Regions from separate parts of the Homo sapiens genome. Here region 1 is linked to region 2. Evidence: chromatin contacts called from ENCODE Hi-C or POLR2A ChIA-PET data. All regions are on one chromosome and are shown on one strand. The core of a region is the stretch at or near the end of the contact, and the rest is flanking DNA. Distances in the headings are between cores, read along the strand shown.

Evidence for each region. A loop is a pair of places that touch in the nucleus more often than their neighbours do. ChIA-PET counts read pairs that join two places held with the same protein, here RNA polymerase II (POLR2A). Pooled maps may share reads with other maps.
Region 1: a map of CD14-positive monocyte shows a loop between it and region 2 (3-fold over the local background). The contact joins two enhancer-like sites. A Hi-C loop is called at or near these places in 14 of 168 maps with a recorded cell type or tissue (B cell, CD14-positive monocyte, CD4-positive, alpha-beta T cell and 9 more), 12 of 37 single-sample maps with no recorded cell type and 17 of 50 pooled maps. POLR2A ChIA-PET finds 5 or more read pairs at or near these places in 15 of 52 experiments (A673, B cell, CD4-positive, alpha-beta T cell and 10 more).

What each region holds. Positions count from the first base shown.
Region 1 is chr2:191,610,468-191,615,919 of GRCh38, forward strand. LOC124905959 (a long non-coding RNA gene) reads left to right here and starts at 4,553. Exons shown (of 3, transcript XR_007088692.1): 1 at 4,553-4,702. Within about 2 kb of position 1,309, at least 3 of the 41 ENCODE cell types and tissues checked have a DNase peak (open chromatin) inside an H3K27ac peak, as active enhancers do; they include CD14-positive monocyte, where a contact is called at or near this core.
Region 2 is chr2:191,570,026-191,575,442 of GRCh38, forward strand. No RefSeq gene overlaps it. Among named protein-coding and RNA genes, the nearest start is that of NABP1, 110 kb to the right of the region's middle. Within about 2 kb of position 1,251, at least 4 of the 41 ENCODE cell types and tissues checked have a DNase peak (open chromatin) inside an H3K27ac peak, as active enhancers do; they include CD14-positive monocyte, where a contact is called at or near this core.

The sequences.
Region 1 (5,452 bases), core at 59-2,558, 40 kb after region 2:
ACAGTGATATTAGCAGAAGCATTTAACCTGTGGCCACAGGGGCATTAACAGCAGAGTCAGTTTGTGCAGTGGATCTGATTTCCTAAATTAGGGAATTGTTCCTTGGTAGGGCGTAGGCTGGCTAGGGACAAAGCAGTTATGGGGAGTGGAACAACAGGGGTGTATATTAGTAGCTTTTGAGCAGAGAACAAAAAAATGGGCCTACATTTCAAAAGAAGCCTAGTAAGAAAGAATCTGCTCATAATAAAGTTGGTCAAGTAGAGGCTCACGAGAAAAGGCTATACCATCTCTTCAGAGACAGTGGGAGTATAGGTTGACCTATAAGTGAGAGGATCTGTAGCATCTGTTCCCAGGAAGTGGGGACAAGGATTGAGGACTGCCAGTGAAAATTAGACCTTGTAAAAGTGAAAATTAGACCTTGTAAAACAGACAAAATGCAATTCCTACTTGCATCTCTTCCATGATTGCTGCATAAATGAGCAACTTGTGCAATCACTTTAACTGAAATGACTAATTATTTAACATATATCTTTGGCTAAATCCCATTCAGAGAACACAGAGAAATAATGGCTTATTTTTTATTACAAATTTTAAAATGTTTAAATTTTCAACCAATGGTTTTAGTATTATCTTAGATACTGCCTTAGAGTCTGCTTTTATAGCACTTCTCTTCCAAAAAACTTCCAGTATAATGCCAAGAACATTTATCCTTCATAATTCAAACTTGGAGTTATGCCAAAGCCTGTTATAAATTTTATTTTGATACTTGATTCTGAATATGTAACGTAGACCAACATATCCTTATTCATTTTCAACAAATGCCAAACTTTCAAAGCAGCGTTATACAGGTGACTTCTTTAACAAGACTTTAGGGTCCTCAGGCTATCTCAGGTGCACAAAATGGAAACTCCCTGAGGGCAGGGCCAAGCCTGTAGTGTTCAGTGGCTTCTCCTCAAGCTTAATAAGCCCTATACTGGCTCAATGGATAATACATGCTAATGGATTTCTTCTTATAGCTATATTTACTGAAAAAAAAAAGGTTAAGGGGAAGTAGAATAATACATTTTATTGGATGAAGGAACTTGAATGAAGTTCCCATTTAGTGAAATATGTGCTTAGCACATAAACTAAGTATATAGCTGTTTAAAAAGAGACAAAAGCCAAAAAGTCTGTAGCATGTTTTCTCTTTTCAGTATTCCCCAGTCTACAGTTTATTATTCCATTTTCTTAATGGTTTTTCTCTGCCCTCTATAATTACCCTGAAGGACCATCACTAAAGGGCGAATCTGGTACTTCTGCTTTCAGAAGTAGCCCTTGTTACCTCATGGAGATGAAATTCTCTGGCTTTCAGTTCCCATTTGGTAATAGCCCCATGCACATCCACTCTGACAGGCGATTGGTTGCTTTTGGCAGCAGAGTGAAGTGTGTGCACAGGGATGGCGGATGGAGGAAACTCTGCAGAAGAATTCAGGAGTGAGGACAGCCTGGACTGGTTGGGAAGGGGCAGCTAAGAGAACAGGTGCCATGGATGCTGTTCAACAAGAATGGCAACTCGAAGAGCTGTGGATAACCCACAGGGAGGCTGACTGGCATGTCCACCTTCCCTATTTTCTGAGGTAGCCATTGCCCTCCCATATATTCTTGGAATCCTTATCCACATTGCTTGCCCAACAAACATTCAGTAAAGACAAATGGGAAAACTTGAGAATAATCCAGAATAGCTTGGTACATGGAGAAAAGCAGTCATAGTATACAGCAATTACTCAGAGAGCTAAGAGTCTGAGGTCTTCAATTTTATTTCTGGATAACAATTTACTTTAATGTAGAAATATACTTGGCATCTTTACTTTAATCAGTCCCCTGTGAAGTGGGCATAATTTCATTAATGTATGCCATACAGATGCTATTGTGAGGATTAATTAATGCTTTTAAAATGTGGACTTCAAATTAAAATTATTTCACCTTGAACCAAATAAAAGACCCTTAAAATTAACAGACACGTATATCTATACATGTTAACTACTAAGGAATTTCCTTTCTTTTTTCTCTGTTAGAACTGAAAAACCCCAAACAATAGGATGTGTTTAACTCCACCATGTAACTGTAGTTACTAATGGCAGAAACAATGCTCACATAAGTGCTGGAAGACTTAGCAATTCCTTGAAGAATCTGATTCATAAGGGAAAAGTGCTCTTCAGCTATTTTAAGCACTTAGGTGCATGTTCTCTGAGTGAGTCTACTGTCATAGCAACTGATTTACCGCAGAAAAGCAGGGAAATGTCTTAAGTCAGAGGTGCTTTTCCTTACCCTTTATTTGGGAATCTTTTCCTTGACTTTTAGAATTAAACTTTGTGACTCAGACAACTATCATGAAAAATTTCATTCAATGAATAACAATTCTGTGGCAGTTAAAAAATTTCTAAAGTGCCAGGTTTAATAGATGTTCAGATGTTACGGTTTAGCACCTAAGGTCCTGAAAGCATGCCAGAATACCAGATAGTGTGACATTCATGTGACAGTGAATGAGAAAATGAACCTGTGGGTTTGTATAAATATATACAGAAAATTCAGATTGAGAGAATCCAGACCAGTCTGAAATTTAAGGTTCATCTGGATTACCCTAGTTTTTTTTTTTTTGAGACGGAGTCTCGCTCTGTCCCCCAGGCTGGAGTGCAATGGTGCTATCTCAGCTCACTGCAACCTCCACCTCCCGGGTTCAGGCAATTCTCCTGCCTCAGCCTCCTGAGTAGCTGGGATGACGGGCACCCGCCACCACACCTGGCTAATTTTTTGTATTTTTAGTAGAGACGGGGTTTCACCGTGTTATCTAGGATGGGATCACCCTAATTTTAATCACCTTATGGTTAATTTGATCCCACACAGAATTACAAACTACATATTCCAAAAAAGTCAATCAAATAACCAATAGCCTGAAAAAAGGTATCCCACATTTAGAAACTGTCTGAGGGGAAAAAAATTAATCCTTTGGGGTAGATGTTTTAGTGGCTCCCCATCAATAAACAATGAAACAATTGGTGAGGCAGGAGATACTGTGTAATGACTTTTGTGTGATGATAAATTTCTAAAAGGGGTTTCATTTCCTCTATAACACTTGAATTTATTTTATACACAAAGGTTTTGTATAAAACGGCCATAGACATTCACCAAATCAAAGTGTTAAACTTGGGCAAACATATTAACTTTTAAAAAAAGAGAAGCATAAGGAAAGAAAATACATACCTGAAATCACTTATCCAAAACCCTCAGGGTCCAGAAGTGTTTTGTAATGTAAGGCTTTTTGAATCTTGGAGTGATAATGAGATAAATTATATCAAATCATACATAAGATACCCTGTGGGGTGTGGGGCAGCACCCTGTAATGAAACAAATTGATATTGCTTCAGTGAAATGTGTGAACATTCACAATGATTGTGATCAATGGAGATTAAAAATAGCCTCAAGTCAGTTGAGGACAAGTTTTGTTGCCAAATGAGTTTACGTCAGGTCAGGTTTTGATGCCAAATGAGTTATGAAAAGTCTTTCATTTATCAAATCTCTTTGGACTTCCAAATAGGTAGAAAAGGGATTGTCAACCTATACTGCCTCATGCAATGGCTAACATACTTTTCCCTCTGCTCATTGAATGCAGCTGAAAATATGCACTGTTCAAAAAAGGAAATAGATGAATTAAGAAGTGTCGGAGCTACAAGAAGTTAGCAAAGAAAAACAGAAATATTTGGGAACATCTGCCTTTCAACAGAATATTTTTACTGTTTCTAGTAAAAACAATAAGCTGAATGGATGGAAAAACTGACCTGAGATATAGTGTGATGGTGCATTGTTGGCACAAATATGGGCAATTAGGAAAAAACTTCACACAATAGTGGAACAAGAATGTGAAATGGGGAATAATGTTCTATATACGGGCTGTCTAGCAACAATAGGTATTTTTTAAAGAAAGACTTCAGGCCTGGCACAGTGGTTCACGCCTGTATTCCCAGCACTTTGGGAGGTGGAGGTGGGTGGATCACTTGAGGTGAGGAGTTCGAGACCAGCCTGGCTAACATGGTGAAACCCTGTCTCTACTAAAAATACAAAAATTAGCTGGGTGTGGTGGCAGACGCCTGTAATCCCAACTACTTGGGAGGCTGAGGCATGAGAATCGCTTGAACCCGGGAGATGGAGGTTGCAGTGAGCCAAGATTGAGCCACTGCACTCCAGCCTGGGCGACAGAGCAAGACTCCCTCTCCAAAAAAAAAAAAAAAAAAAAGAAAGAAATACTTCAAAGGAATTAAATTTAACAGAGCTTGAGCAAAGAACAATTCATGAACCAGGCAACACTCAGAACCAGAAGAGCTAGGAAGAGTCCACCCAGAAGAGTGAGCAGCAAGCTTTTATAATCTGGACATAGAAGCAAAGTAGAGCAATCACCTGATTGGCTACAGCTAGGTGTCTGCCTCATCAGGGCTTGGCTCAATGAACTGACTGGCTATGATTGGCTGAAACTCGGCTGTCGGTTATACTTCTAAGTTAAGTTTCAGCTTGTTTACATATTAAGTTAGGTTGCAGTTTGTTATATGGGAATGCAAAGTATGGACACAACTTCAAGCTAATGCCTCGGGCTTATTTAACAGTATTATCATGTGAAAGACACAGCTGTGGAGAGGCAAAGGGTAAGGGATTTGGCATCAGTTAAACTGAGGTAAGCCTCAGCTTCCCCATCTGTGAAGTGGGGAGAGTTACAGGTTGTTGGAGGCACAAATAAAACCTGTAAAACACTTAGCATAGTGTTTGGTATATGGTTAGCAGTGGAAAAAAGAAAGAAAGCAAAAAGTTTTTACAGTCGGTAAAGGTACAAATATCTCATTCATCCAGTATGTTTAGTTGACATCAGTGATGACACTGGATTACACAGAAATGGGCAATATTCTCTACTAGCAATATGCCTCTGATGAGGCCACTCTTATGAGAAAAATACATTTGAGTGATGTCTCTTGAATAGAAATCTTGCTTCAGTTACACCTTAAAATAACATCAAAGTGACTATAGTAAATAATAAGTTAATTGTACATTTTAAAATAACTAAAAGTGTAATTGGATGATTTGTAACACAAAGGATAAACACTTGAGAGTGTGGCTACCCCATTCTCCATGGTGTGATTATTATGCATCGCATGACTGCATCAAAACATCTCACGTACCCCATAAATATGTATACCTAGTATGTACCCATAAACATTTAATTTTTTTAAAAAAGAAAAAAGAACTTTTTTTTGGTCATTGTTGTTAAGATAACTAACTTCCCCATTCTGGCCCACTGCCCTAAACTTTCCACTTTGTTTTGTGTGATACTGGGTTTTGTATCAACCAGTGTAGAAGCCTCCAGAATTTGGCTACATCTGGGTTCAGAAAACTATTTTCTTCTCCAGTTTTCTGAATGAATCTTATTTCT
Region 2 (5,417 bases), core at 1-2,500:
GGAAATCTTTTTGGATATCCAGGAAGATGGATATCCAAACTTCCCCAAGATCCTAGTCTATTTCCTTCCTTCCTTCCTTCCTTCCCTTTCTTTTTTCTCTTTTCTTTTCTCTTTCTTTCTTCCTTTCTTCCCTTCTTTCTTTCTTTTCCTTCCTTCCTTCCTTCCTTTTTCTTTCTTTCTTTCTCTTTCTTTCTTTCTTTCTTTCTTTCTTTCTTTCTTTCTTTCTTTCTTTCTCTTTTTCTTTCTTTCTTTCTTTCCTTCCTTCCTTCCTTCCTTCCTTCCTTCCTTCCTTCCTTCCTTCCTTCCTTCCTTCCTTCCTTCTTTCTTTTCTTTTCTTTTTCTTTTCTTTCTTTTTCAACTTTATTGGGGTAAGTGATTTATAGTAAACGGCAGAGATTTAGTGTGTGGTTTCACAAGTTTTGACATATGTGCTTACCCAGGAAACCGCCACCTCAGTCAAGATAATGAACATTTCCTTCACCCCGAAAGTTTCATAGTTGCCCCCTTTGTAAGACCTCCTTCTTTTTGCCCCATCCCCAGTCTGCTTTCTGTGACTATAGATTACTCTGCGGTTTCTAGGATTTTATGAAAATGAAATCATCTTTTCTTGTCTGATTTCTTTCACCTAGCATAAATATTTTGAGATTCATGCATGTGGCTGCATGTATCAATAATTCATTCCTTTTTACTCCTGAGGATTAATCCACTGTATGGATCCATCACAGTTTGTTAATCCATTGAGGAATCATTCCTTCTGTTTTGTTTTATAAGATCACGAAGCGTTAGATGTGTAAGGGGCATTATAGGTCACTTAATCTAAGAAAATCATCAGTTATCTGTAGTTATCTACCTACAGATTAGGTAACTGAAGCCAGAACACTACTTAAGAATTTCCCTGGAAATTGTTTAAAATTGAGATTCATACCTATTCCTGCCGTTTGATTCTGATGGTGGAGTGAATCCTGGGATTCTGCAGTTTTAGCAACAGCCTCTGGTGATTCTAATCCAGATATATGGTCTACTATACTTAAAACACCGAATTATTTAAATATTGAGGTCGTAGAAGGTTAGGAGCAAAGGCTGGATTTAAATCCACAATTTTTGATTTCTAAGTTTAGGGCTCTTTCTACTACATTATGTCAACCCCAAATAACATCAGACACATGGAAGCCTGACGCTGTCTGCTAGCGTAAATCTCTTTGTTTTCTCATCAAAGAAATGCCACAGCTCGATTCCAGGCTACATTCTTGTGTTTCCAGAAGAGGGTACTGATAACAAATCCTTTCTTTAATGCACGTATTTCTTTCTCTTACTCTCTCTCCCCACCCCCTCTCTCCTCCCTTCTTTCTTCCTCTGCTTGTTTTTGTTTTGTTTTGTTTCGTTTTGGGTTTTTTGTGGGGTTTTTTTTCTGGTCATTAAAGTTGCAAATATGAAAAGCAACAAAGTGAGACCTGGGAAAATGAGTTTACTTCAATAAAAAGCCAAAGTCCCTGGAGAAATTTCTTGACATCATTACATTTTTAATACAAACTTGCCTGTAAGTGCTGTCACTTACTGGCTTCCAGTCACTAATTTTATGAGTCAGCACTTTCCCTCAGTGACTTCCTCAAAATTATAGGAATAGGAGGGGCTGGACAGAACATGCAGAAGTAAGAATGCTGAAAATTTAACCAGAGCTGAAGAAACGTTGACCTTTAGGAACAACAATGACCAAAAATGTCATCTAGTTATCTTACTCCCTATCTCTTTCCATTGGGTAGTTAGGGAGGAAGCCATAAGCCTAACTTGGTATATATATATATATATATTTTTTTTTTTTCCCTTAAGTTATTATAATTCCAGTGACCCTTGGGCTGCCTTCCTCCAAACTCTGAAAATTTGAACTCAGGCAGTGGGGCCTGAACCCTTACTTGATACCTGGTGTCTGAGAATGTTGTTTCTAAGCAAGGATATCAAGATCATGAAAAACCAAGCAGTAACATATCAAATGAAAGAAGAGACATGAGTCCAACTCAAGCTGCCAGAAAAATTTAATTCATCTTTGATAGTTTGGGCATTTTCCTAACAATATTTTTATGACAAATTGGGTAATTCAAATGTGCTGGCTACCTTTGAAGCCCTAGAATGAAAGTGAGCTTTTGCCTCATGAGATAAAATAAGACAAGGCTTTGAGAATTCAGTCGCCCCACCCTGGGTAGAATTGTGAGAAGGCACACTGTGTCCCTAGGACCCTCAGACTCACTTCTTTGAAACCTTTTCTTTCCCCACTCTTACCAGGTATGGGGGCTCCATTGCTCTCCTCATTGGATCCTTAGTGTGAGTGACACAGAGTCTTATTATCCTATGCTGTCTACGTTTGCATTTGAACATTAATTGTGGCAATGACAAGCTTTGTCTTTGAGTCACAAGGCTTGGAAATAAGACAGAAGATTGGTAATTAGAAGTTCTAATCTGTGTTCATCTACTTATCACTTGTGGGCCCTTAGGCGAGTCATTTAACCTTTATGAGTCTATTTTCTCATGTGTCAAATAGTAACGATGATAGTAATATGCACATTTGTGAGTGGCTATAGGGACTAGAGATTAGGTATATAAAGTACCTGGTCCATAAATGGTAGTTAAAGGCATGTCGGCCATGCGGGTGTCAGGCATGCAGATGATGGAAAATTTGGGACTTCTCCTATTGACAAGAGGACTTTTCTAGTACAACTGAAACTGGCTTATTAGAATGGAGAGTGGTAGCTGCCTACTCAATTAGGGTGGGCCTATGTGTTTTGCCCTAATGCCTCATGTCTACCTAATTTCTCTTTGTGTCCATTGTAATCATGGAGCCCGAATCTTTGGATCATTTATGAGAGTCATAAATCTAACTGGGTGAAAGTGGAATTGAGAAGAGACTCCAATGTATTTGTGAGACCAGGTACTTAAGGGTTGCTACATTTGAAACACAATTATAGAATACATACATATACAGAATGACAAATGATTTCCACAAGTTTGACAAGGAAACTAATCTTATTACTTTATGGTCACACTTCTGTGACAATGCAACTTAATTTTGCCAAAATGTATTTCTATGTTTATGCACATATACATGCTCCTCAATGGCCTATTTCTATACTCACCCAAATTGTATATAATCACAAAAAAACTGTCTTTTTTACAATACAGTTTATTTATTGCACTTCTTAAAGGCAGAAACATTCATTGTGATTTCTGTTCTCAGGTAATGAGAAGCTGTGATAGATATTAACAGAAGAAACTTTGAGTGGAAAGTTCTCCAGATTTTCTCACTGCCTCTCTCCAAATTTGATATGCTGTAATATTTTTAGTCTTATTATTATAGTGTCAGGGTGGAGATGAATCATATTGAGAGGAAGAGGTAAAGTGTTAGACTCTAAAAGTGTGTAAACAGCCATCAAGGGAAATTCTGAAGCATCCTAGTGCTTGGGGAAGGTTTAAGGAGTTTATTCTTGGCACCGTTGCCTATAATCCATAATTAGCAACCCATTGATATGGTATTTGTTAAATTCCTACATTGTAGGTTAAGACTATTGAAATTGCAGTACACCAGTGGGAAAACAGACTACAATATTCACACTGGCATAGATTTCAGTCTCTGGGAGTAGGTAGTTTGCCTGAAGCCAGATAGTTCTTAGGAATCAATAACCTCATTAGCCCCAGGAGACTGGATCTCTATACTTTGTAGAGTGGTACAGTTGCTGGAACATCTGCCAATGGGCACCTGCCTTAGTGGAAAGAGAATTATTTTTTTGTAGGCATTAAAGCTCAGAATAATTCAAAAACATTCCTCTAGGTACTGAACAACTATTTATCAATCTTACAGATGGAATTATTGCTGTCTCTGCCCGAAAGCCTTTGTTGACGTCTCCTTCCAATCAGTCAGCTCAGGGTTTAATCTGGTTAATCCCACAGAGCAATGGAGTTCTTTTTCTGCCATAGCTTTTCCTTAGTCCAAGGAGAAGGAAGAAATATTTAGATTCGTGAGAGGTCTGTGTTCTCCAGCACGCTGCTGCAGTATCAGAAATACACGGCAAAAATGAAGCAACTTGTTTTCCTTCTTCAAGGGGTAGATGAGAAATAGCTGCAGTTTTTCAAACTGTGGAAAATGTAACTATGTATGTTTCTGCTGCATGGTATAACTGACTGTCAGGTGTGGATCAGAAGCTAGTTGATGATGATAATGAAATATGTCATTATTTCCCCATTTCTAGAAGTGCTCAGTGTGAGCAGACAGTAGATCCAAAGCATAGAGTAATTAAGACCAGGCCCTAATAAAACTCAGATCCGAAGGTTGTCTTGGCTCTACCTATCAACTTCTTTTTCTATCAGTTAAAATATGTGTGGAATGTAATGATAATCTGAGTCATATTAGTGGCATGAAAGAGAGGAAAAAAGGATGGATTCAGCGATACTAAAAAGGTAGTCTCAGGAGGATTTGGTGACTGTGTTAGTTTCCTAGTGCTGTCACAACAAATTACTCCAAACATGGGGCCTAAAACAACAGACATTTATTCTTTCCTAGTTCTGGAGGCCAGAAGTCTGAAATCAAGGTGCCAGCAAAGCCATGCTCCTTTGAAGGACCTGGGTGAGAATCCTTCCTCACCTCTTCAGCTTCCTGTGAGCCTCTTAAGTCTTCCTTGGCTTATAGCTGAGTAACTCCAACCTTTGCCCCTGTCTTTCTTCACATGGCCTTCTCCTCCTTCTCTGTCTTCTTTCCATGTGAAATCTTCTTCTTTCTTTCTCTTATAAGGATGCTTGTCACTGGATTTAGGGACTATCCAGATAATCCAGGATGATCTCATCTCAAGATCCTTAACTCAAGGACCCTTTTCCCAAGTAAGGTTCTATTAACAAGTTTGGGATTAGGACATGGAGGGTACCACTTAACTCACCACAGTAACCACATGAACGTATTTGTTTGATTAAGGAGTTCTAATAGGGATGAATCCCAAATCTCTGGTCAGGACAGATGGTAAGATTGTGGTGGCAAATACCTAGAAGAGGAAACATTTGAGGAGACGCTGGTTTTCTCATTTAGTTTTAGACACTGAGTTTAAGGTGGGGGATAGAGGAAGCAGAAATTGACTTCACCATTTTGTCTCATGTTAACCCAGCTTTGAGATTTACAAGAATGCTGTCAATGTTTTTCAACTAGCACACATGCAAATAGATAAAGGCTACAGCTATTCCTGAGTTCGGCCTTAGATTATTCTATGTCTTTGTAAAATTTTACTTTCAGAATACTTTGAGATAAACAGTGTGATTTATGAACAAAATTAATTTTTCCTTTATATCCTAGCAGCAGTTAATATTTGAAGTATCCTGATCAGGAATACACACTTCAGGCATAATTACCAAGCACTTCAAATATTGCCATGGAAATCTGCTCTTAA